Regions from separate parts of the Homo sapiens genome. Here regions 1 and 2 are each linked to region 3. A link is an interaction called in ENCODE POLR2A ChIA-PET data of the cell type or tissue named here. Cell type or tissue: OCI-LY7. All regions are shown on one strand. Region 1 overlaps VILMIR (virus inducible lncRNA modulator of interferon response). Region 2 overlaps SUZ12 (SUZ12 polycomb repressive complex 2 subunit). Region 3 overlaps UTP6 (UTP6 small subunit processome component).

The links. Peaks named below come from ENCODE experiments on the same cell type or tissue, not always from the same donor. Only the 100,000 strongest peaks of a DNase experiment are listed, where the experiment ranks them.
Region 1: POLR2A ChIA-PET joins it to region 3 with 15 read pairs; 2 of 35 experiments call an interaction of 5 or more read pairs at or near these places.
Region 2: POLR2A ChIA-PET joins it to region 3 with 13 read pairs; 3 of 35 experiments call an interaction of 5 or more read pairs at or near these places.

What each region holds. Positions count from the first base shown.
Region 1 is chr17:32,095,499-32,103,498 of GRCh38, forward strand. It overlaps VILMIR (virus inducible lncRNA modulator of interferon response), which reads left to right. Exons shown (of 3, transcript NR_199605.1): 3 at 1,345-4,763. Among named protein-coding and RNA genes, the nearest start is that of VILMIR, 16 kb to the left of the region's middle. RefSeq lists an enhancer at 5,490-6,295. In OCI-LY7, no CTCF peak of the experiment used is centred here; no DNase peak of the experiment used is centred here.
Region 2 is chr17:31,982,811-31,990,810 of GRCh38, forward strand. SUZ12 (SUZ12 polycomb repressive complex 2 subunit) reads left to right here. Exons shown (of 16, transcript NM_015355.4): 9 at 189-294; 10 at 5,510-5,687. Among named protein-coding and RNA genes, the nearest start is that of LRRC37B, 21 kb to the right of the region's middle. In OCI-LY7, no CTCF peak of the experiment used is centred here; no DNase peak of the experiment used is centred here.
Region 3 is chr17:31,879,272-31,887,271 of GRCh38, forward strand. It overlaps UTP6 (UTP6 small subunit processome component), which reads right to left. Exons shown (of 19, transcript NM_018428.3): 8 at 7,965-8,000; 9 at 6,709-6,790; 10 at 5,153-5,234; 11 at 1,302-1,483. Among named protein-coding and RNA genes, the nearest start is that of UTP6, 18 kb to the right of the region's middle. In OCI-LY7, no CTCF peak of the experiment used is centred here; a DNase peak (open chromatin) is centred at 3,520; H3K4me3 peaks cover 828 bases; H3K27ac peaks cover 3,504 bases.

The DNA of each region.
Region 1 (8,000 bases), 220 kb after region 3:
ACGTATGGATTCTAAAATAATCCTTTGCATGTCTATACTTGAACATAAAGCAAAAAAAAACAAAATAAAATAAAATAATCTTCCTGTTTTAATCATTTAATCTCTCTTGCTTGGAAACTTTCAATGGCTTTCCATACCTCATTGTGTACTCTTTAAGACCCAAGTAAACTTTTAGCTTATCCATGTAGCTTTCCCTGATCTCCACACCTCAAGGACCACAGATTCTGGTAAATTCTAGCACCGATGGTATGCATTATCTTTCAGGAATTAATTATATACACCGCCCTTTTTATGCCTATTCTCTTTCTTCCCTCCTATCATCTTCATGTTCTGCGGACAATAGCATACTTGGTCCTGGGTTTGTCACAAAATGAGTGCTACATATAAAAAGCCAGGGACAAAGAGGAGTTCTGGACATAACTAAAGGACAGAGTAATCATGTTAACAGCCAACACTCCTACATATGCTAGGCACTGATGAAGTGTTCCATATATTCACTCACCTAAATTTCACAACAATCCTATGAAATGGTAACTAGCATAATCCCCAGTTTAAAAGGAGGAAATTGAGTCACAGAGCAGAATAACTTGCTCTGGATCACCAAGCTAATAAACAGACCTGGGTTCAAACCCAGGCAGCCTGGCTCCAGAATCAATTCTTAACCACTTAGAGCATCATCACTGAGATCGGGAGAGTGACAGGCTGCTGTAAAGAGGGTGAAGCGGGCCAGGCACGGTGGCTCACGCCTGTAATCCCAGCACTTTGGGAGGCTAAAGTGGGTGGATCGCCTGAGGTCAGGAGTTCAAGACCAGCCTGACCAACATGGAGAAACCCCGTCTCTATTAAAAACACAAAAAATTAGCCAGGTGTGGTGGCGCATGCCTGTAATCTCAGCAACTCAGGAGGCTGAGGCAGGAGAATCGCTTGAACCCGGGAGATGGAGGTTGCGGCGAGCCGAGATCGCGCCACTGCACTCCAGCCTGGGTGACAAGAGCAAAACTCCGTCTCAATAAATAATTAAAATAAAATAATTCTAAATACATTCGGCTCATCATATTGTTACATTGATGATCTTAAAGTTGATTGAGATGTAGCTGAAACTGGCTTCCACAAAGTACTCTCATGTGGCTCTGAATTTTGAGGTCATCTTTCTCTGTATCAAGTTTTTTAGATGTCCTTTCTCAGAGTAAATCAAGTTTGAGTAAGACCTGCAGGGATCTCTTGTGAGCACATATATTGAGTTTTAGTGCATAAGCTTTGTTTTAACTTTTCACTGGGTAGATGCAGCTGTCAGATAAGTGGCATTATGTCTAACATATAATGTATTTCCCCCCATTTTTAAAGAGAAGAAGATACAGAAAATGAAAATGAAAATAAAATTTGGTACTACAGTGCAAAGGTTCAGCTTGCAGAATTAATTGACTGTCTAGACAAAGATTATTGGGAAGCAGAACTCTGCAAAATTCTGGAAGAAATGCATGAAGAAATCCACCGACACATGGACATAACTGAAGACCTGACCGATAAGGCTCGGGGCAGTATCAAATCCTTTCTGGCAACAGCTAATGGCAAGAGGGGCATTTTCTCATTTTATTTTTGTTAAGTCTGAGCTAAACTGTTGGTATGAAATCACTGCAAAATTTAAAAATAGATTAAAATTTTCTTTTCTTTCTTTTTTTTTTTTTTGATTTGGAGTCTCGCTCTGTCGCCCAGGCTGGAGCGCAGTGGCACAATCTTGGCTCACTGCAACCTCTGCCTCCCAGGTTCACGCCATTCTCCTGCCTCAGCCTCCCGAGAAGCTGGGACTACAGGTGCCCACCGCCACCACGCCCGGCTAAATTTTTGTATTTTTAGTAGAAACGGGGTTTCACCAAGTTAGCCAGGATGGTCTCGATCTCCTGACCTCGTGATCCAACCGCCTTGGCCTCCCAAAGTGCTGGGATTACAGGCTTGAGCCATCGTGTCTGGCCAAAAATAGATTAAAATTTTCAAGTACAGTCATGCATTGTTTAATGATGGGGATACATTCTGAAAAATGTGTCATTTGGCGATGTCCCAATTGTGTGAACATCATAGAGTACACTTATACAAACCTAGATGGTATGGTTTCCTATACACCTAGGTTATATGGCATAGCCTATTGCTGCTAGGCTGCAAACCTGTATGTCCTGTGACTGTACTGAATCCCGTGATCAGCTGTAGCACAACGGTAGGTATTTGTGTATCTAACCATATCTAAACATTTAAAAAGGTACTACATAAAATCTTATGGGATCACCGTCATGTATGTGGTTCCTCGTGGACTGAAACATTGTGCAGTGTATGGCTGTGTGTATATTTTACTTTAGTTCTCCATATTTCATTTTCCGAAGAGAACCTTGTTCATTCCCACATAAATTAGGGATGCTATACATTTTAGTGTTTTATTTCTGCCTTGGGTCATTACTAATATTCCCCAAAATGTTAGTTTTTTTCTTTAATTCAAGTATCTTTTTAAACTTTTTTGGCATTCCAGCTTTTAAGAAATAATATTTTTTGAACTTTTTGCCTTTTTAAAAAAATAAAACTTTAAATTTTAGAATAATTTTAGATTTGTACAAAAGTTGCAAAGATAGTAGAGGGTTTCCGTATATCCTGTACTTGGTTGCCCCAGTTATTAACATCTTAGATTAGTGTGGGATATTTGTTACAACTAATGGGCCAGTGTTGACACACTGTTATTAACTCAAGTCCATACTTTACTCAGATTTCCTTAGTTTTTACCTGATGTCTTTTTTCTGCCTCATGATCCTATACCACATGATATTTAGTCATCATGTTTTCCTCTAGACTGTCGGTTTCTCAGACTTTCCTTGTTTTTGATGGCCTTGACAGTTTGGAGGAGTACTGGTTAGGTATGTTGTAGAAAGCCCTCCTTATGGGTTTTTCTCATGGTTAGCCTAGGTTTTTGCATTTTGGGGAGGAAGACCACAGAGGTGATGTGCAGTTCTCGTCTTATCAAGAGTGCATGCTGTCGTCGTGACTTATCACTGATGATGTTAACCTTGGTCCTCTGGGTGAGGCAGTGTTTGTCAGGTTTCCCTACATCCTCCCCCATCTCCTCAAACCCCCAATACTGTAAGTCACTGTAAACAGCCACACTTAGTGGGTGGGGAGTTATGTTCTACCTTCCTGAAGGGGCAATATCTACATAAATTATTTGGATTTTTTCTGCACAGGAGATTTGTTTATTCGTTTATTTTTTCAGACATTTATTTCTATGAGTATATATTCATGGATATTTATTTTATATTCATTGGGTTATAACTGGTTATTTATTAGGTTATAATTCAATGTCACCTTATTTATTTTGTTACTCAACTCTGCTTTTCTTTTTATTTAAGTTTTAAAAACATACATACCTTAAAAGTTTAAATAGTATAAAAAGGTATGCTGTGAAAAATGAATCTCTCTCCTTCATAATCTCCAATCTGACCTCCTTTCTCCAGAGGCAATCATTATTGCTATTTTTTCATCCTGCTAGATGTATTCTGTGCATGTTTAATAAATACCACCTGTGTTTTCTAATATAGCCATCCCTCAGTATTCTCAGGGATTGCTTCCTGAGCCCTCTGCAGATAGCAAAATCTGTGGATGCCCAAATCCTGCAGTCAGCCCTATGGAACCTGCTGATATGAAAAGTTGGCATTCCACATCCAAGAGTTCTGCATCTTGAGAATACTGTATTTTCAATCTGAGGTTGATTGAATCCAAGGATGCGGAACCTTTGGCCACAGAGGGCCAACTGCAGTGCCTTTTAAGTTTTAACTTAGATAAAATTGTTAGGTAAGATTCTGCAAGTACACTTTTAAGTGCCTGGTTCTGAGTTCTGCTCTTCTGCATACATTATCTGCCATACATATAATCCTATTAATTTTCCCCATTCTCCATTTGCTTAAAAATAGAATGTTTATATTTAATTAAGACACCCAGATAGCTGCATCCAAGCTTGTTCTCACATATTCTGCATCAATATTCCTGTGAATTCGTGCATATTTTTGGAGAATGATAGGCTCTCACATATAAATAGTGTTGGGCACAAATATACTTCATCTGCAGAAAAAAGCATTCTTAGTTACTGTGAATTATATTTATTCATATCTGGTAGTTGGAAGTATTTCTCTATTAGATCTGTTTAGAAAAATGTGTAATTTTTTTATTAGAAAGGTTTTAGTGTTCAGGAGTTAGGATCAGTAATTGCAATAACACAATCACGGTCTTACTCTTTCCTCCATATATATCAAATCATAGGAAATTTTATTAATTTCAGCCAGCTTACTCCCCCCCTTCATTTCCTTTTATGAATCATGGCATTAAAATAGACAAATCCCTTTTTGCTCTCTCGTGTTTTGGTACAATAACAGATAACAATCTTTAGTCCCCTAAAAGGCAATGTGAGATATGATTTTATAAAGTATGTTGAATTAGAAATGTTTCCCAGAGTAAAAAATAAAAATAGAAAAAAAAAAACAAAAAACAATCAGAAGAATAAATATTTTCAAGGGCAAGCTTGTCTGTGTATAAAATTATATATACAGTATAATCATAATTAAAGAACAAAATCAAAACAGGAATGGATAATCAAAAGTGTTAAGTGGTCTGATTTGGGGCAATGTAAAAAACTAAAAATGTTAATATAGGGCAATTGGAAAATTTCATTATGAATTTTCATGTGATAGAACACTACGTATTGGAGAATTAAGTAAAGTACCATGCAAAAACTGTGCCTGGGTCATTGAGCTACTTAAATTCTCTTCCTCTAAATAACCAACTGGATCAGCTTTTATCGTTGAAAAATAACCAATTAGCATAGTAGAATTGTAGTTGATTTCCATTTCATATTTTTGGCATTTCCTACAATGAGCATGTTCTATTTAAGTATAATTCAGCATGTAATGTATGTTTAAAAATTAGTTAAACCTTTTGTAGTAATGGAGAACAACAAAGAGAGCATTGAGCTTTAGGCCACAATGTGTTCTTAGAAAGTTAGATGACTACCGCTGGGCACGGTGGCTCACGCCTGTAATCCCGGCACTTTAGGAGGCCGAGGCGGGCAGATCACCTGAGGTCAGGAGTGAGACCAGCCTGGCCACATGGCGAAACCCTGTCTCTACTAAAAATACAAAAATTAGCCAGGCATGATGGTGTGTGCCTGTAGTCCCAGCTACTCAGGGGGCTGAGGCAGGAGAATTGCTTAAATCTGGGAGGTGGAGGTTGCAGTGAACTGAGATCGTGCCAATGTACTCCAGCCTGGGTGACAAAGCAGGACCCCCATCTCAAAAACGAAAACAAAACCCCCAAAAAACAGATAGAGCTGAGATTTGAACCCAGAAAGTCTGATACATGAGTCCGCCCACTTACAATTGCTACATTCTACTGCTTTTCTGAAGAAACTTGAGAGGTAAAGCAACTTGTCCCTTGCCAGTGAATGAATGATGCAATGGGGAATTGAACCCAGATCTGCAAACCCAGCAGTCCTTGCTGCTTCCCTTATACTGAGTGCTGCTGGCCTCAAAGTGTTTCTTGTTCTGTGTTTCTACGTCCACGCTTACAGGGAAGCATGGGTGCAGAAATCACCAGGCCAGTCAGGGAGGCTGGGACGGGTGCTGACCCTAGCCCTGGAGCACTCTCCCTGGCTGCTCCCTGTAGTCTTGCTTCCTCTTGTGAAGTCTATGTGCCAGCCAAGACCCAGCCTGTGAGGCCTGACCTGATCTCTGCCCCCTGTCTGTTCCCCCAGCAAGACTCCCTGAGGAAAAGAATAGGGGATCACGTCTTAGCCATCAGAGCATCGAAGTGCCCAGGCCAAGGTTGGCCACATAGAGGGAGGGCAGGTGGCAAATGTTTGCAGGATGAGTGAATAAAAGGAAAACTGATAGCAAAGAATGGAACTACCAGGCACGATTCCAGGGCTGGGACTAAATATTTACCTTGCCTACTGGGCAAAGATAAGCCTGGTTTTCCAGGCTCTATTTATGCCAGCTTTCCTTCAGGGGCTGACACAGTCAACCTGGTATCGTTAGTTTGAACAGCGGTTTCCACATGTGGAGTCTGGGTGTATGAGGTGCTTGATCCTCAGCTTCTGCCATTCCCTAGCTCCATGTGTCTTCCCCAGGGAATCCGCTTTCCAGTCCTCGAGCCCTAGGAGGCTTTGCACCTCCATTCTGCTGCCTGGTCTGTCCCCGGTCTCCATGAGGCTATTGAATTGGGGTTCATTCTACTCTAGATGAAGCTGTGTATCCTTGTTTAGCCCCTGGGGTCAAGCCACATCAGGAGCTGCTTGCAACATGACAGGACAGACTTGCCTGGGTCTACTGCCTCAGTGGCCTCCTGGGAGACACCTCTCTTAATGGAATAGGGTTGGGTATGACAAGCTGGGTCCAAGTGAAGCTTCAGAGATGTAGAGATGTAGGGGAGGAGGGACTCTTGAGTTCAGTGTGGCAGCCATCACTCAGCCTCTGGGACTCACACCAGGGGCATAAGGAGAATGGAAGCCACACGTGAAAAAGGGAAGGGTGATTTCTTTCTTTCTTTCTTTTTGGGGAGCGTGATTTCTTTTTTTTTTTTTTTTTGGTTGGGGGGAGGTGGGAAGGGTGATTTTTTTTTTGGTGGGGGAGGTGGGGAAGGGTGATTTCTTTTTTTTTTTTTTTTTTGGTAGGGGGAGGTGGGGAAGGTGTTTTTGTGGAAATACGAACAGCTCTGCTTCAGGAAGGCCTTTGTGGAGTGTGAAGGGAGCAGTGAACAACTCTGGCCCCTGGTGTCCAGCCTGGGAGGCGATGCCTAGAGGCAGTGGTCATGTTGGGCGAGGGGTGCCCAGAAGATCAGGCGGTCCTGCTCAGAGGACACCACGTGGTGGCTGAAAGGACTAGTTTAAGAGCACATTTGAGATACCCTCTGGAGGCTGCCATCAGTACTTAGAGGGAGAGTGGGTCTTTGCAGGGGGATAAGGGAGAACCAATGAAACCTGAATAATTACAGCAAGTGAACTTTCACTGAGCCTGAGGCTGCTGTGACCAGGAAAACACAGCCAGCATAGAAGCAGATTCACAGCTGGGCGTGGTGGCTCGTGCCTGTAATCCCAGCAGTTTGGGAGGCCAAGGCGGGCAGATCACCTGAAGTCAGGAGTTTGAGGCCAGCCTGGCCAATGTGATGAAACCCCATCTCTACTAAGAATACAAAAATCAGCTGGGTGTGGTGGTGCATGCCTGTAATTCCAGCTACTTAGGAGGCTGAGGCAGGAGAATCACTTGAGCCTGGGAGACGGAAATTGCAGTGAGTTGAGATCACATCACTGCACTCCAGCCTGAGCAACAGAGAGAAACTCCCTCTGTCTAAAAAAAAAAAAAAAAAAAAAAAAAAAGCAGCAGCAGCAGATTCACGGAGACACACTGCTTGGAATTTGGTGATGTTCAGGGAGTGGGGCTGGAGCTGGCCTATGCTCCAGACAGCCATAAACTATCAACATAAACACAAGTACACCTAAGCCTCTGCAGGCACGGTGCTGATGCTGCCCCCTCCCAATGGGGTATCATCCGGGTGGATACAGTCCCTGGATGCTGACATTTTTCTTTTCTTTTTTTGTTTTTGTTTTTTTTTTTGTTTTTTTTGAGACAGAGTCTCACTCTGTCACCAGGCTGGAGTGCAGTGGCACGATCTCAGCTCACTGCAACCTCTGCCTCCTGGGTTCAAGCAATTCTCCTGCCTCAACCTCCCAAGTAGCTGGGACTAGAGGTGTGCGCTACCATGCCCAACTGATTTTTTTGTATTTTTAGTAGAGACAGGGTTTCACCATGTTAGCCAGGATGGTCTCAATCTCCTGACCTCATGATCTGCCTGCCTCAGCCTCCCAAAATGCTGAGATTACAGGCATGAGCCACCATGCCCGGTCAATGCGGACATTTTTCAAGTCAGCTATGGAGTTTGAATTTTCCTCCAAATTTACACTGGCTATTTCCCCAGTTCAA
Region 2 (8,000 bases), 100 kb after region 3:
TTTTAGTGTACATCATTAAAATTGCTTTCATCAGGACTGGAGTGTAGCTGTATTTTTAAAATCTTGTTGGGTATGTAAGCTAGTTTATAAATTTAATAAATGGTTTTAGTATAAATCTAAAGATGTAGAATTTGTGTACTTATAGTAATAACACAGGTTACTTTAAAGTATATGTGTTTGTCTAACAGGCGCTTACAGCTTTTAGATGGGGAATATGAAGTAGCCATGCAGGAAATGGAAGAATGTCCAATAAGCAAGAAAAGAGCAACATGGGAGACTATTCTTGATGGGAAGGTATGGACTACTTAGAAGGTTGAGCACGTTATAGTTATGAACTCCCATTTTTGACTGATGTTTTCTTCCCCAAATGCTAATTCATGTTGGAAGTAGAGTCCTTTGTTTTTTATACTTTAAAAAACACAAGTAAATGATCTAGTCAGAGCATTTAACGGAAGGTATCATTCTTTTTTTTTTTTTTTTTTTGAGGGGGAGTCTTGCTCTGTTGCCCAGGCTGGAGTGCAGTGGCATGGTCTCGGCTCACTGCAACCTCCACCTCCCGGGTTCAAGCGATTCTCCTGTCTCAGCCTCCCAAGTAGCTGTGATTCTGTGATTCTGCGTGCCACCACGCCTGGCTAATTTTTTTTTATTTTCAGTAGAGACGGGGTTTGACCATGTTGGCCAGGCTAGTCTGGAACTCCTGACCTTGTGATCTGCCCACCTTGGCCTCCCAAAGCGCTGGGATTACAGGCATGAGCCACTGCACCCGGCCACACGGAAGGCATCATACTTTGAGAGCCAGACTGCCTGATTCAAATGTCTGCTCCTAGCTATGTGGCGTTTGGCAAGTTACTTATCCATGTCTCAGTTTCTTCTCCTGTAACATGAGACATAGAATTGATGGATTAGATGAAATAATAAAATATTTAGTACAGTGCCTGGCATACAATAAGTGCTCAATAAATGTTAACGGCTATTTTAAATTCTATTCATTGTAATGGCAGGTAATAAGGGATGACTAGTAATACATTTATCAAGAAATCTGCAGAATTTAGATTAAGCGTACTTAAGATAACTCTTTTAAGAGATAAAGAGGAATCCATGCATTTCTTAAATAGGTAGATTCAAAACTGTAACGATGTCTTTTATTTCTAAATATGTTAGATCAGTGTTACCATCCAATGCAAAATCTCATAAGGATTTTTTTAAGCCTTAAAATTAGTTCCAAGTCAATCTAGAAGGATAAGTATTTAGTAATACTAAGGGAAATTTTAGAAAAATATTTTGAGAATTTTTACTTACCAGTTTTAGTATGATATACGATATACAGTAGTACATACCATAAAGTTAAGAGAACTTAAACCCTATGGTATAAGCATAGGAATAGACAAGCATATCATTCAAGCATATCATTCAGGCATAGTCCTGAAATAGTTTGATGTATATTTGAAATTTAGTTCATGATAAAGGTGGTGGTATAGCTATGTGAGAAAGAGAAACTGTTCATTAATTGTGACAACTCTTCTCCAGTCATCTGGAAATAATCTTAGACCTAATACATTCTGCAAGGCTCATAAACATGTAAAAATGAACATTCATAAGCATGGAAAAAAAATAGGTGAATGTTAATATACTGCAGTGAGGAAGACCTTTCTAAGGATGATTGAAAAGTAAGAAAGCATAAAGTAAAAATTGTCGGGTTAAAATTAGTCATTTTTATACTGCAAAATATCTAAAGTTACAAACAAATTATGGAATGGGGGAAGTATCTGTAACACAAAATGCTAATATGAATACATAATATTGTGAATTATAAAACAAGAAAAAGATACGCAGTCTAATAAGAAATATGTGTCAAGGACTCTCACGCAGTTCTTAAAAAAACAAATATAGATGGCCAGCAGACTTTTAAAGCAGTACTCAACCTTATTAGTACTCAAAGGCATGCAAATGCAGAGATACTTTTGAGAGTTCGACAAAGATTAAAAGTTTGACAGTTTCTAGTGTTTTAGGGACGTGAGGACACATATACTCTCAAATAATATTTTGATGTAACAGTAAGTTGGGGCCGGGCTCAGTGGCTCATGCCTGTAATCCCAGCACTTTGGGAAGCCAAGGCGGGTGGATCACCTGAGGTTATGAATTTGACACCAGCCTGGCCAACATGTCAAACCACATCTCTACCAAAAACACAAAAATTAGCCAGGCATGGTGGCAGGTGCTTGTAGTCCCAGCTACTTGGGTACTTGGGAGGTTTAGGAGTATTACTTGAACCTGGGAGGCAGAGGTTTCAGTGAGCTGAGATTTTGCCACTTCACTTTATCCGGGGAAACAGAGCAAGACTCTGTCTCAAAAAAAAAAAAAAAAAAAAAAAGGTTGATACAGTCTTACTATAGGGCAGACTGGCAATATATATAAAGTTAAAATTGTATATATAGTCTTTAACAATTCAAATTTTATATTTTTGTCACAGTGTAGTAACTTGTTAACAAAAGATGTAGGTAACAGGTTTTCTCAGCATTTTTTAAATAATGAAACATTAGAAACATGTTAAATCTAAAAAGCTATTAAAAAGGATGATAGTTTACAAGATTTCCATATTAAATTTTTACATAACTGTATACATATATATATATATATTTTCCCTGTTTCTAAAATTTATAATAGTGGTTAACTCCAGGTGATGAGATTTCAAATAATTTTTATCTATACTGTTTGGGTTTTCTGCATGGATTTATCTTTATGATCTTTTTCATTTTAAATTTCTTGTTTTAAAGTATGTTTTTATTCATGAGACTATAAGGATTATATATATGAAGAGTTTTTGTTGTTGTTGGTTTTGTTTTTGTTTTTTTTTTGTTTGTTTTGTTTTTGAGATGGAGTTTCACTCTGTCACCCAGGCTGGAGTACAGTGGCATGATCTTGGCTCACTGCAACCTCCGCCTCCCGGGTTCAAGCGATTCTCCAGCCTCAGCCTCCTGAGTAGCTGCGATCACAGGTGTGCACCACCATGCCCAGCTGATTTTCATATTTTTAGTAGAGATGGAGTTTCACCATGTTGGCCAGGCTGGTCTCGAACTCCTGACCTTGTGATCCACCCGCCTCGGCCTCCCAAAGTACTGGGATTACAGGCATGAGCGACCGTGCCCGGCCTGGCCTTTTTTTGTTTGTTTCTGTTGAGATGGAGTCTCGCTCTGTCACCCAGAGGTGGAGTGCAATGGCGCGGTCTCAGTTCACTGCAACCTCTGCCTCCTGGGTTCAAGCAATTCTCTTGCCTCAGCCTCCTGAATAGTTGAGATTACTGGCATGCGCCACCAGGCCTGGGGGTTTCACCATGTTGTCTTGGCTGGTCTCAAACTCCTGACCTAAGGTTTTCCACCCACTTCGGCATCCCAAAGTGCTGGGATTACAGGTGTGAGCTACTGTGCCCGGCCTATCTGGAAGCTCTTAACCCTGTAAAATGGGCATCCTTTTAAGTCAGAGCATATAGATTTACTTCTTTTTAAAAGTTCTGAGATTTTTTGTTTTGTTTTGTTTTGTTTGGGTTCCTTAATTGACTAAACCAGTGCTGGTCTAATAGATAATTGGGTTATTTGATTTTTTTTAATCTTGTCAAAAATGTTAATAGTGATTATACTTGAACCTGTATCAAGTATTTTATAAGATAAATTCCTGTGGACTGCTGTGTCCAAACTAGTCTCTGAACACACTTTTACTACATTCTAGTCTAAGTAGTTTTTTGTTTTGTTTTGTTTTGTTTTTTGAGATGGAGTCTTGCTCTGTCTCCAGGCTGGAGTGCAATGGTGCAATTTCGGCTCACTGCAACCTCTGCCTTTCGAGTTCAAGCGATTCTCCTGCCTCAGCCTCCCAAGTAGCTGGGATTACAGGCGCCAGCCACCATGCCCAGCTAATTTTTTGTATTTTAGTAGAGACGGGGTTTCACCATGTTGTCCAGGATGGTCTCGAACTCCTGACCTCACGATCTGCCCTCCTCGGCCTCCCAAAGTGCTGGGATTACAGGCGTGTGCCATTGCGCCCGGTCCTCTAATCTAAATAGTTTTAAGAGGATTACTTTGTAATAATGATATAGAAGGAGTTTAGGCCTCTGTGGCAGTAAAATAAATTGAAGCTCATTGAAGACTACTTGATCTCTCCTATATTTGAATAGGAAAGTAAAAATCAGAAGCAAGTAGAACAACTGAGATACTCTAGTAGTAAGGCAATACTGATCTATAACAAAGGTTTTTTTGTTTTTTTGTTTTTTTGTGATCCTTGAAGGACAAGGAAGAAATGATAAACATTTTAAAAAGGACTTGGTAATTGCATGAGAAACGAAAGGATAGGAGTCAAATATAATTCCAAAATTTTTAGCTTAGGGTCACTAGTAGAATGATAATGACAAGAACAAAAATAACGTGAGAAGGAAAGTGTTTTAGAAGAAAAGATACTGGATACACTTCTAAACATGTTTTAGTTCAAGGTGACATTGAGATCAACTGGCAGTGTCCAAGAGGCAATTGGAGATACGAGTTTACAGTTCAAGTGTAAGGATAAGAATGCAGAACCAATTTGGGATCATCAGCTTAATAGGTAAATTCTTGAGGATGGTTGAGTGATTCGGTCAGATGGCTAAAAGTTAGCTATTTTCAATAGCTCAGTGTTGTAAAATCAAAGAAGGGAAGCACTGGCAGTCATTGTCAGTGAAACTGAGAGAAGTCAAAGAAAATTACTAATTGAAAAGCTGTTCAATTTACAAAAAAAAAAGTAATTGGTCACCTAAGAGCAAAGGTTGCATGCTGGTGGGCTTTGGGTACCACAATTTTATTTTTAAGACATTTCAAGGCCAGGCGTGGTGGCTCATGCCTGTAACCCCAGCACTTTGGGAGGCCGAGGCAGGCAAATCACCTGAGGTCAGGAGTTCAAGACCAGCCTGGCCAAGATGATGAAACCCCGTCTCTACTAAAAACACACACACAAAAAATTAGCTGGGCGTGACGGCAGGTGCCTGTAATCCCAGCTACTTGGGAGGCTGAGACAGGAGAATTGCTTGAACCTGGGAGGGGGAGGTTGCAGTGAGCTGAGACCATGCCAGTTGCACACTAGCCTGGGCGACAAGAGTGAAACTCCATCTCAAAAAAAAAAAAAGACATTTGAACTGGTTAGCAACAACCTAAATGGGAAATTTTCCCATGATAACTTTGATTTCTGACCTATTTGGAAAAATCTGAAAATCTGTCTGTGTTGGACGAGTGTTTTCACATGGCAACAATTCACCTGTTGCTGATCAGTGGTCGCCTCTTTTAGACAGCCTGTGCTCTCCAGTTCAAGTTCTACAGTGTCTGGTCCATACTTTTACTTTGTTTGCCTAGCCGTCTCAGTCAGCATTTGGATTTTCAAGACAAATCTATTAAGGCAAATCCACATTGACTTATAATGAATTTTTTTTAATTTCTACAATTTATTTGAATTCATTATCTGAGTCTCCAGTCTTTGCATGTTTTTTATTTTTTAGAGGCTGCCTCCATTCGAAACATTTTCTCAGGGACCTACGTTGCAGTTCACTCTTCGTTGGACAGGAGAGACCAATGATAAATCTACGGCTCCTATTGCCAAACCTCTTGCCACTAGAAATTCAGAGAGTCTCCATCAGGAAAACAAGCCTGGTTCAGTTAAACCTACTCAAACTATTGGTAAGAAAACATTGCAATCAAAATAATAAAATAATGGTTTGCAGAGTTAGGTCTTGTGCTTTAGATTAATTCATTTGTGTTTTGCTTTATGTGATTCTTCTTTTTTTTTTTTTGAGATGGAGTCTTGCTCTGTTGCCCAGGCAGGAGTGCAGTAGCGTGATTTCGGCTCACTGCAACCTCTGCCTTGTGGGTTCAGATGATTCTCCTGACTCAGCCTCCCGAGTAGCTGTGACTACAGGCGCATGCCACCACACCTGGCTAATTTTTTGTAGTTTTAGTAGAGACAGGGTTGGCCGAGCGCAGTGGCTCAACACCTGTAATCTCAGCATTTGGGAGACCGAGGCGGGCGGATCACAAGGTCAGGAGATGGAGATCATCCTGGCTAACACGGTGAAACACCGTCCCTACTAAAAATACAAAAAAATTTAGCCAGGTGTGGTGGCGGGCACCTGTAGTCCCAGCTACTTGGGAGGCTGAGGCATGAGAATGGCGTGAACCCAGAAGGTGGAGGTTGCAGCCGAGATTGCACCACTGCACTCCAGCCTGGGAGACAGAGCAATACTCCATCTCAAAAAAAATAAATAAAAGTAAGTCAATAAATTAAAAAAGTAGAGACGAGGTTTCACCATGTTAGCCAGGATGGTCTCCATCTTCTGACCTCATGATCTGCCCGCCTCAGTCTCTCAAAGTGCTGGGATTACAGGTGAGAGCCACCTCTGCTGGCCTCTATGTGATTAGCCTTTCAGAATATTATCTGGCTTATTGGGTAGGTTATGAATCATGGTAAATTAAGGTTCTCCTATATTAAGTGTAAAGTCTTGTGTTGAAGTAGTAGTAAAAATTCTTTATCCAGAACCTTTGTGCCAAGTGTGCCTAGAAATTTGAATTGAAAAAAAAAATTGAAGCGTGATATGGTACATAGTATAGATATCATATATAACATCTTGAAGTGGGGTCCTCATGGTAAGTTAGAGCAAGTTTTTCCACTAAACAAATTTGCCAGAAACTTACAAGAAAACTATTGGTTTTCAGATTAGCTTTTAAGATTTTGGAATCACAACTACAAAGAGCTTTGGAACTAAGTTGTTTTTTTTTGTTTTTTTTGTTTTTTTGTTTTTTGAGACGAAGTCTCACTCTGTTGCCCAGACTGGAGTGCAGTGGCTTAATCTCGGCTCACTGCACGCTCTGCCTCCCTGGTTCATGCCATTCTCCTGCCTCAGCCTCCTGAGTAGCTGGCATTACAGGCGCCTGCCACCACGACCAGCTAATTTTTTTTTTTTTTTTTGTATTTTTAGTAGAGACGGGGTTTCACCTTGTTAGCCAGGATGGTCTCGATCTCCTGACCTTGTGATCCGCCCGCCTTGGCCTCCCAAAGTGCTGGGATTACAGGCACGAGCCACTGTGCCCAGCCCAGGAACTATGTTTTTTATAACTCACATATAAGTTTTTCTGTTTGTTTGTTTTGTTTGTTGTTTTCTTTTTTGAGATGGAGTCTCGCCCAGGCTGGAGTGCAGTGGTGCGATCTCAGCTCACTGCAAGCTCCACCTCCTGGGTTCATGCCAATTTCCTGCCTCAGCCTCCCGAGTAGCTGGGACTACAGGCGCCGGCCACCATGCCCGGCTAATTTTTTTTTTTTTTTTTTTTTTTTTGGATTTTTAGTAGAGATGGGGTTTCACCGTGTTAGCCAGGATAGTCTCAATCTCCTGACCTCATGGTCTGCCTGCCTCGGCCTCCCAAAGTGCTGAGATTACAGGCGTGACCCACCAGGCCCAGACTAACTTTTTTTGTATTTTTAGTAGAGATGGGGTTTCACCGTGTTAGCCAGGATGGTCTGGACCTCCTGACGTCGTGCTCTGCTCACCTGGGCCTCCCAAAGTGCTGAGAATTACAGGTGTGAGCCACCGCGCCCAGGCTGCAGTGCGGTGACGTGATCTCGGCTCAGCACAACCTCCGCCTCCCGGTTTGAAGCAATTCTCCTGCCTCAGCCTCCCGAGTAGCTGACATTACAGGCACACAACCACTAGGCCTGGCTAATTTTTGTATTTTTAGTAGAGACAGGGTTTCATCATGTTGGCCAGGCTTGTCTCAAACTACTGATGTCAGGAGATCCACCCATCTCGGCCTCCCAAAGTACTGGGATTACAGGCATGAGCCATCGCGCCCAGCCAGTTTTTAAGAGGAAAAAACATTTACAAATAGAGTTAACTTTCTGCTGAGTTTAAGGCCCAAGTTGCAGTGTTCTATCATTTTTATTTTACTTTTTTTTTTGAGACAGGGTTTCTCTCTCTCACCCTGGCTGGAGTGCAGTGGTGC
Region 3 (8,000 bases):
CCCAGCTACTCGGGAGGCTGAGGCAGGAGAATTGCTTAAACCTGGGAGGAAGAGGTTGTAGTAACCCGAGATCGTGTCACTGTACTCCAGCCTGGGCAACAGCGTGAGACTCTGTCTCAAAAAGATAATTAAGGATGTCGGTAATCCTAGCAAGTTGGGAGGCCGAGGCATGCAGATCACTTGATTCTAGCAGTTCAAGACCAGCCTGGGCAACATGGCAAAACTCCATCTCTACAAAAAATACATTAAAATTGGCCTGGCGTGGAGGCATGCGCCTGTAGACCCAGCTACTCAGGGGGTTGAGGCGGGAGGATTGCTTCAACCCAGGAGGCAGAGGTTGGAGTGAGCTGAAATTGCGCCACTGCACTCCAGCCTGGGTGACACAGCAGGATCCTGTCTCAAAAAAAAACATAGATAATTAAGAAATAATAATTGAAGAATCTTAGAAATTATTTCCTAAGCTTCCCCCAAAATAGATGAACATAAATACCACTACTATGGAGGAAGGTCATAAAAGTTAGAAAGCCAAGACCAAGTTAGAAAGCCAGGCACGGCCAAATGCGGTGGCTCATGCGTGTAATCCCAGCACTTTAGGAGGCCAAAGTGAGCAAACCACCTGAGGTCAGGAGTTCAAGACCAGCCTGGCCAACATGGTGAAACTCCGTCTGTACTAAAAATACAAAAATTAGCCAGGCATCGTGGCACACGCCTGTAATCCCAGCTACTCGGGAGGATGAGGCAGGACAATCGCTTGAACCTGGGAGGTGGAGGCTGCAGTGAGCCGAGATCACACCATTGCACTCCAGCCTGGGCAACAGAGTGAGACTCTGTCTCAAAAAAAAACAAAAAACAAAAAAAACCCAGGCACGGTGGCTCACGCCTGTAATCCTGTAACCCTAGCACTTTGGGAGACCAAGGCAAGTAGATCGCCTGAGCTCAGGAGTTCGAGACCAGTCTGGGCAACACAGTGAAACCCCGTCTCTACTAAAATACAAAAAAATTAGCTGGGCATGGTGGCGGGCACCCGTAGTCCCAGCTATTTGGGAGGCTGAGGCAGGAGAATTGCTTGAACCCGGGAGGTGGAGGTTGCAGTGAGCCGAAATCGAGCCACTGAACTCCAGCCAGGGTGACAGAACAAGACTCTGCCTCCCAATAAAAAAAAAAAAAAAAGGCCAGGCTCATCGTAAACTATGTTACAGAGACATCCCCAATATTGATTTTGGCAATGGGAACAGGAGCTTAAGTTTCACAATCAGGGATACTATTCCTTCTATATCACACCATGGTTTGGTGAAGTTCACCTGTTGGCAGAGTCTTCACTGCCTCTTCATACACAGCACAGCACCTCTCCTCCTTCCGGCCGACCTCCACTGCTTTGGCTTGTTTCGTTGTAGGCTGCTCTTCTGTCTGTGACTCAATCTCTAATTCTCGCCTTGCCACATAATCCCAAGTGAGAGGATCATCTGTGTGTAGAGCCTGAAGGCTGAAAAATACAATTTACTGTTATCAATCCCACAACAAGAAACTGACTCAGAATATCAGAGAAACAGTTACCTGTGCTTAAAAAATCTACACAGGACATCCCTGTAACAACTGCAGTACCATAAAAACTATTTCCCAGGCCGGGCCCGGTGGCTCACGCCACTGGGAGACCAGCACTTTGGGAGTCTGAGGTGGGTGGATCACCTGAGGTCGGGAGTTCGAGACCAGCCTGACCAATATGGTGAAACCCCATCTCTACTAAAAATACAAAAATAAGCCAGGCATGATGGCATGTGACTGTAGTCCCAGCTACTAGAGAGGCTGAGACAGGAGAATTGCTTGAACCCAGGAGGCAGAAGTTGCAGTGAGTCGAGATCGCATCACTCCAGCATGGGCGACAGAGCGAGACTCTGTCTCAAAAAAAAAAAAAATATATTTCCCAACAGGCTCTCCAGAATATGTTCACTAACTGTAGAAATTTTGTCAATGGATCAGAATTGTCCCACTTTTTCACTTTTTTTTTTTTTTTTTTTGAGCCAGAATCTCATTGCCACCAAGGCTGGAGTGCAGTGGCACAATCTCAGTTCGCTGCAACCCCCATCTCCTGGATTCAAGCAATTCTCCTGCCTCAGCCTTCCAAGTAGCTGGAATTACAGACGCATACCACCACGCCCAGCTAATTTTTGTATTTCTTTGGGAGAGATGAGTTTTCACCATGTTGGCCAGACTGGTCTCAAACTCTTGACCTCAAGTGATCCTCCTGCCTTGGGCTCCCAAAGTGCTGGGTGGGATTACAGTGTGAGCCACTGCACCTGGCCAGAGCTGTCCCACATTTATTGAGTTTCAGAATATTTCAGGTATCATTCACAAATGTTAACTTTCAAGTTAGCTCTCAAAGTCAAATCAGCAGTTATCTGTGACAACACAAGACTCCAAGAGACCTGAAGAACTTTTTTTTGTTTTTGAGATAGGGTCTGTCACCCAGGCTGGAGTGCAGTGGTGCCATCATGGCTCACTGCAGCCTCCACCTCCCAGGCTCAGGTGATCCTCCCACCTCAGCCTCCCATGTAGCTGGTACTACAAGTGCATGCCACCATACCCAGCTAATTTTGGTAGTTTTATTGTACAGAGTTTTGCCATGTTGCCCAGGATGGTCTCCAACTCCTGGGTGCTCAAGCAATAGTCCATCCCAAAGTGTTGGGATTACAGCCCCTGTGCCCAGCCTAAAGAACTTTATTATAGCTGAGCTCTTCATTTTCGTTTGTGTGTGTGTGTGTGTTTGTGTGTGTGTTTTAAGACAGAGTTTCTCTCTTGTTGCCCAAGCTGAAGTGCAGTGGCACGATCTCAACTCACTATAACCTCCGCCTCCTGGGTTCAAGCGATTCTCCTGCCTCAGCCTCCGGAGTACCTGGGATTACAGGCATGTGACACCACACCCAGCTAATTTTTGTATTTTTAGTAGAGGCGGGGTTTCACCATGTTGGCCAGACTGGTCTCAAACTCCTGACCTCAGGTGATCCGCCCGCCTCGGCCTTCCCAAGTGCTGGGATTACAGGCATGAGCCACTGCATCTGTTTTTTTTTTTTGGAGACAGAGTCTTCTCTGTCACCAGGATGGAGTGCAGTGGGACGATCTCAGCTCACTGCAACCTCCACCTTCCAGGTTCAAGCGATTCTCCTGCCTCAGCCTCCTGAGTAGCTGGGATTACAGGTGCATGCCATCACACCAAGCTGATTTTTCTATTTTTAGTAGAGACGGGGTTTCACCATGTTGGCCAGGATGATCTCAATCTCTTGACCTCAAGTGATCCGCCCACCTCGGCCTCCCGAAGTGCTGAGATTACAGGCGTAAGCCACCACACCCAGCCCAGGGTTCTTCATTTTCTAAATAATAGAGAAAAAGCACAACCTACTCCTCTCTCAAAACCCTGAAGATATCCAAACAACAGATTGATTCAAGTTCCATTTCCCCTCCTGTCAAAGGAAGAGGTGTTACCAAAAAACGGAAGTACCCACAAGGTAGGCTAAAAATATTTTTTTTTTCTTTTTTTGAGACAGGGTCTCACTCTGTCACCCAGGCTGGGGTGCAGTGATGCAATAACAGCTCACGGCAGCCTCAACCTCACAGGCTCAAGGGATCCTCCCACCTCAGCCCCGCAAGTAGCTGGGACTACAGGCACATGTCACCATACCCAACTAATTTTATTGTTATTTTTTGTAAAAACAGGTCTCGCCATGTTGCCGAAGCTTACAAATAATTGTTAAACCATATAATCAGACATTAAAGAATAAAATTACCAGCCAGGTGTAATGGCTCACACCTGTAATCCTTGCACTTTGGGAGGCTAAGGCAGGAGGATCACTTGAGCTCAGGAATTCAAGATCAACCTGGGCAACATAGTGAGACCTCATCTCTATAATTAAAAACATAAATAAATAAAAATATAATAAAGAAATAAAAAGAATAAAATTACCAGCACTCAACTATAAACATATGAGTATAACTCTCATTTTATGGATAAATGCCAGGAAAATAGAATTTAGAATTTTATATAAGCTTTAGATTTTTTTTTTTTTTTTGAGATGGAATTTTGCTCTTGTTTCCCAGGCTGGAGTGCAATGGCACAATCTTGGCTCACTGCAACCTCCACCTCCCGGCTTCAAGTGATTCTCCTGCCTCAGCCTCCCGAGTAGCTGGGATTACAGGTATGCGCCACCACGCCCGACTAATTTTGTATTTTTAGTAGAAACGTGGTTTCTCCATGTTGGTCAGGCTGGTCTCAAACTCTCGACCTCAGGTGATCCATGCATCTCGGCCTCCCAAAGTGCCGGGATTACAGGCTTAAGCCACCGTGCCTGGCTAGATTTTTTTTTTTTATTGAATAAACTATTTCCCCCAGTAAGTGAATCAAAGAACTCAATCAGGAAGATACTTTTTTTCTGAGACACGGTCTCACTCTGTGACCCAGACAGGAGTGGAGTGGCAGGATCACAGTTCACTCCAGCCTCAACCTCCCAGACTCAGGTGATCTTCCCACCTCAGCCTCCAGAGTAGGTAGGACCACAGGCATGCACCACCACACCTAGCTTATTTTTTGTAGAGACAGGGTTTCACCGTGTTGCCTAGGGTGGTCTCAAACCCCTGAGCTCAAGGGATCCACCTGCCTTGGCCTCCCAAAGTACTGGGATCCCAAAGTGTGAGCTACTACACTGGGCCAGGAAATTTTTTTTTAACGTAATATGATATTAATTTTTTTTTTTTTTTGAGATGGAGTTTTGCTTGTCACCCAGGCTGGAGTGCAATTGTGGGATCTTGGCTCACTGCAACCTCCGCCTCCCAGGTTCAAGCGAGTCTCCTGGCTCAGCCTCCCAAGTAGCTGGGATTACAGGCATGCACTACCACGCCCAACTAATTTTGTATTTTTAGTAGAGACGGGGTTTCACCATGTTGGTCAAGCTGGTCTCAAACTCCTGACCTCTGGTGATCCACCCACCTCAGTCTCCCAAAGTGCTGGGATTACAGGTGTGAGCCACTGCACCCGGCCAATATTAGCTTTTATTCCAGGGATTTAGTGTGGTATCTTCTTTCTCTTCTACTAAATATCCAACCTCAAACCCTTAATCTCAAGATCAGAAATAGATATATTCACCTTTCTACTAACTTTACTTACTCATCATAAATCTCTTTTTGTAGATCTTTGGCAAAGTCAAATAGCTGTGCAATCGAAAGCAGTGACACGTGAAATTCTGCACCTAAATTTAAAAAGCAGGGGAGGGGAAGTTTATTGCCAATAAGAATCACTTTACTTTAAAAGTAGCATTCTTTTCATGTACTGGAGTTAATCTTCTTGTTTTTTGAAATGAGAAATAGAATAAAATAGAAGAAAAGTCATCCCATAGTCCCCTCACCCCAGTGTCCCCCTACTCAAGCAAAGCTATTGTTAATCTTTGGAGTATTCATAAAAAAAGAACTAATTTTCAACTCCCCACGATTTAATTACTCCATGAGAACTTACTGAGGATTGGTGCAATGGCTCACACCAGTTATGCCATCACTTTGGGAGGCCAAGGCAGGAGGATCACTTGAGCTCAGGAGTTCAAGACTAGCCCGGACAACATGGTGAAACCTCATCTCTACTACAAGTACAAAAACTAGCCAGGCATAGAGGTCCATGCCCAGCTACTCAGGAGGCTGAAATGGGAGAATCACCTGAGCCCATGAAGTCGAGGCTACAGTGAGCCATAATTGTACCACTGCACTCCTGCGTGGGTGACAGAGTAAGACCCTGTCTCAAAAAAAAAACATGGAAGGATAAATGAGTACACGCTGGGTACAGTATACACTGCTCGTTGATGGGTGCACCAAAATCTCAGACATCACCACTAAACCTGTTCCCCAAAAACCTATTGACATTTTTATTTTTTTGAGATGAAGTCTCGCTCTGTTGCCCAGGCGCTCTCAGCTCACTGCAACCTCCACCTCCCGGGTTCAAGCAATTCTCCTGCCTCGGCCTCCCAAGTAGCTGGGATTACAGGCGCCCACCACCACACCCAGCTAATTTTTGTATTTTTAGTAGAAATGGGGTTTCACCATGTGGGCCAGGCTGGTCGCAAACTCCTGACCTCAGGTGATCCACCTGCCTTGGCCTCCCAAAGTGCTGGGATTACAGGCATGAGCCACCATACCCGGCCCAAACCTATTAAAATTTAAGGGAAAAAAATGGGAGTAGAATATAAATTTTAAAAAGAGACTTATGCCAGGCATGGTGGCTCACGCCTGTAATCCCAACACTTTGGGAGGCCAAGGCGGGCAGGTCACAAGGTCAGGAGTACGAGACCAGCCTAGCCAACATAGTGAAACTACGTCTCTACTAAAAATACAAAAATTAGCTGGGCAGGGTGGCACACACCTATAGTCCCAGCTACTTGGGAGGCTGAGGCAGGAGAATCACTTGAACCCAGGAAGCAGAGGTTGTGGTGAGCCGAGATCACGCCAATGCACTCCAGCCTGGGCAACAGATCAAGACTCCATCTCAAAAAATAAATAAGTTACTGAAATGTTCAATTATAGCCTAGGAAAAATAAGTATTTTCTGAAAGAAACAGGACACTATTCCTACAGAGTTTTATACACATTCTAATGGAAAATTTCAAAACTAGCTAAAGATCTTCATTAAGAAAAGAATGTTTCACTTTCCTACCAAAAATAATGTTCAAAAGATACCTACCTTTAATTATGCTTACAGAATTTTTGTAGATGATCCATGCCAACTCGCCCTTAAGGATTTCTTCAGAATAATCAGGATTCTCCTAAAGAGTGTTATATCAAACGTAACTTAACAGGTAGTACAAGGAGGAAAAGCACTAGGACGAAAATTAACAATCCTAGACTACCTGTGCCATATGACCACTGGTAAATCATGTCTCTCTCTCCGGGCCAGTTCCCTCACTTGTAAAGTGTGCAGCTTGAACAAGATCACTGACCTTCCAACTGTGTTCTCTGAGGCTCCAAGAGTGGTGGCAAGATCACATGGCTTAAGGCCTCACTCTCCATTTGGACCAAAACAGGTCAGATTTTACATGTCTTGTTTGCGCTTCTCTGTAACATTTTATTTGAATAAAAAAGTCCTGGCCTGGCGTGGTGACTCATGCCTATAATCCTAGCACTTTGGGAAGCCGAGGCAGGCGGATCACTTGAGATCAGGAGTTCATGACCAGCCTGGCCAACATGGCAAAACCCCATCTCTACTAGAAATACAAAAATTAGCCGGGAGTGGTGGCGGGCACCTGTAATCCCAGCTACTTCGGAGGCTGTGGCAGGAGAATCACTTGAACCCGGGAGGCGGAGGTTGCAGTGAGCCAAGATCGTGCCAGTGCACTCCAGCCTGGGCGACAAGGAGCAACACTCCGTCTGAGAAAAAAGTTCTAAGCTGGAAACCACAATAACAGACAATAGCAAAGTTTCTTCTCAGCTCTAACATTCTAAATCTTTTAATTATTCTGTCATATAAAAAATTATATAAAAAGGGAAAGAAAGAAGGCCAGGAAACCACACATTTCACAACCTTTCTCAAGCTCCTTGAATCCATTAATATATCACTTTATGAGATCATACAGCGTTAAAGAATAGTATTTGGCTATTCTGTAAGTAACAATTTTGAGAACCACATTAATTAGTCCAAATATCTATTTTTATAGCATAAAGCTTCATTTTCCTAACTAAGTCCATTTATAAGTAACACTAACTCATCTGGAAGTTTCAAAATGTAACAACATTAAACATTAAAGCTTGAACCCGGAGGCAGAGGTTGCAGTGAGCCAAGATGGTGCCACTGCACTCCAGCCTGTGTGACAGACCGAGACTCCGTCTCAAAAAAAAAGAAAAAAAAAGAAAAATATATTCCAAATATTTTCTCTTACTCCTAAGCAGGCTCAAAATGTTATACATCGTTAGCAAGTGAGAATAAAATAATTAGAACCTTACCACATCCATACTGGCTTTTTCAAATTCTTCCTTCTC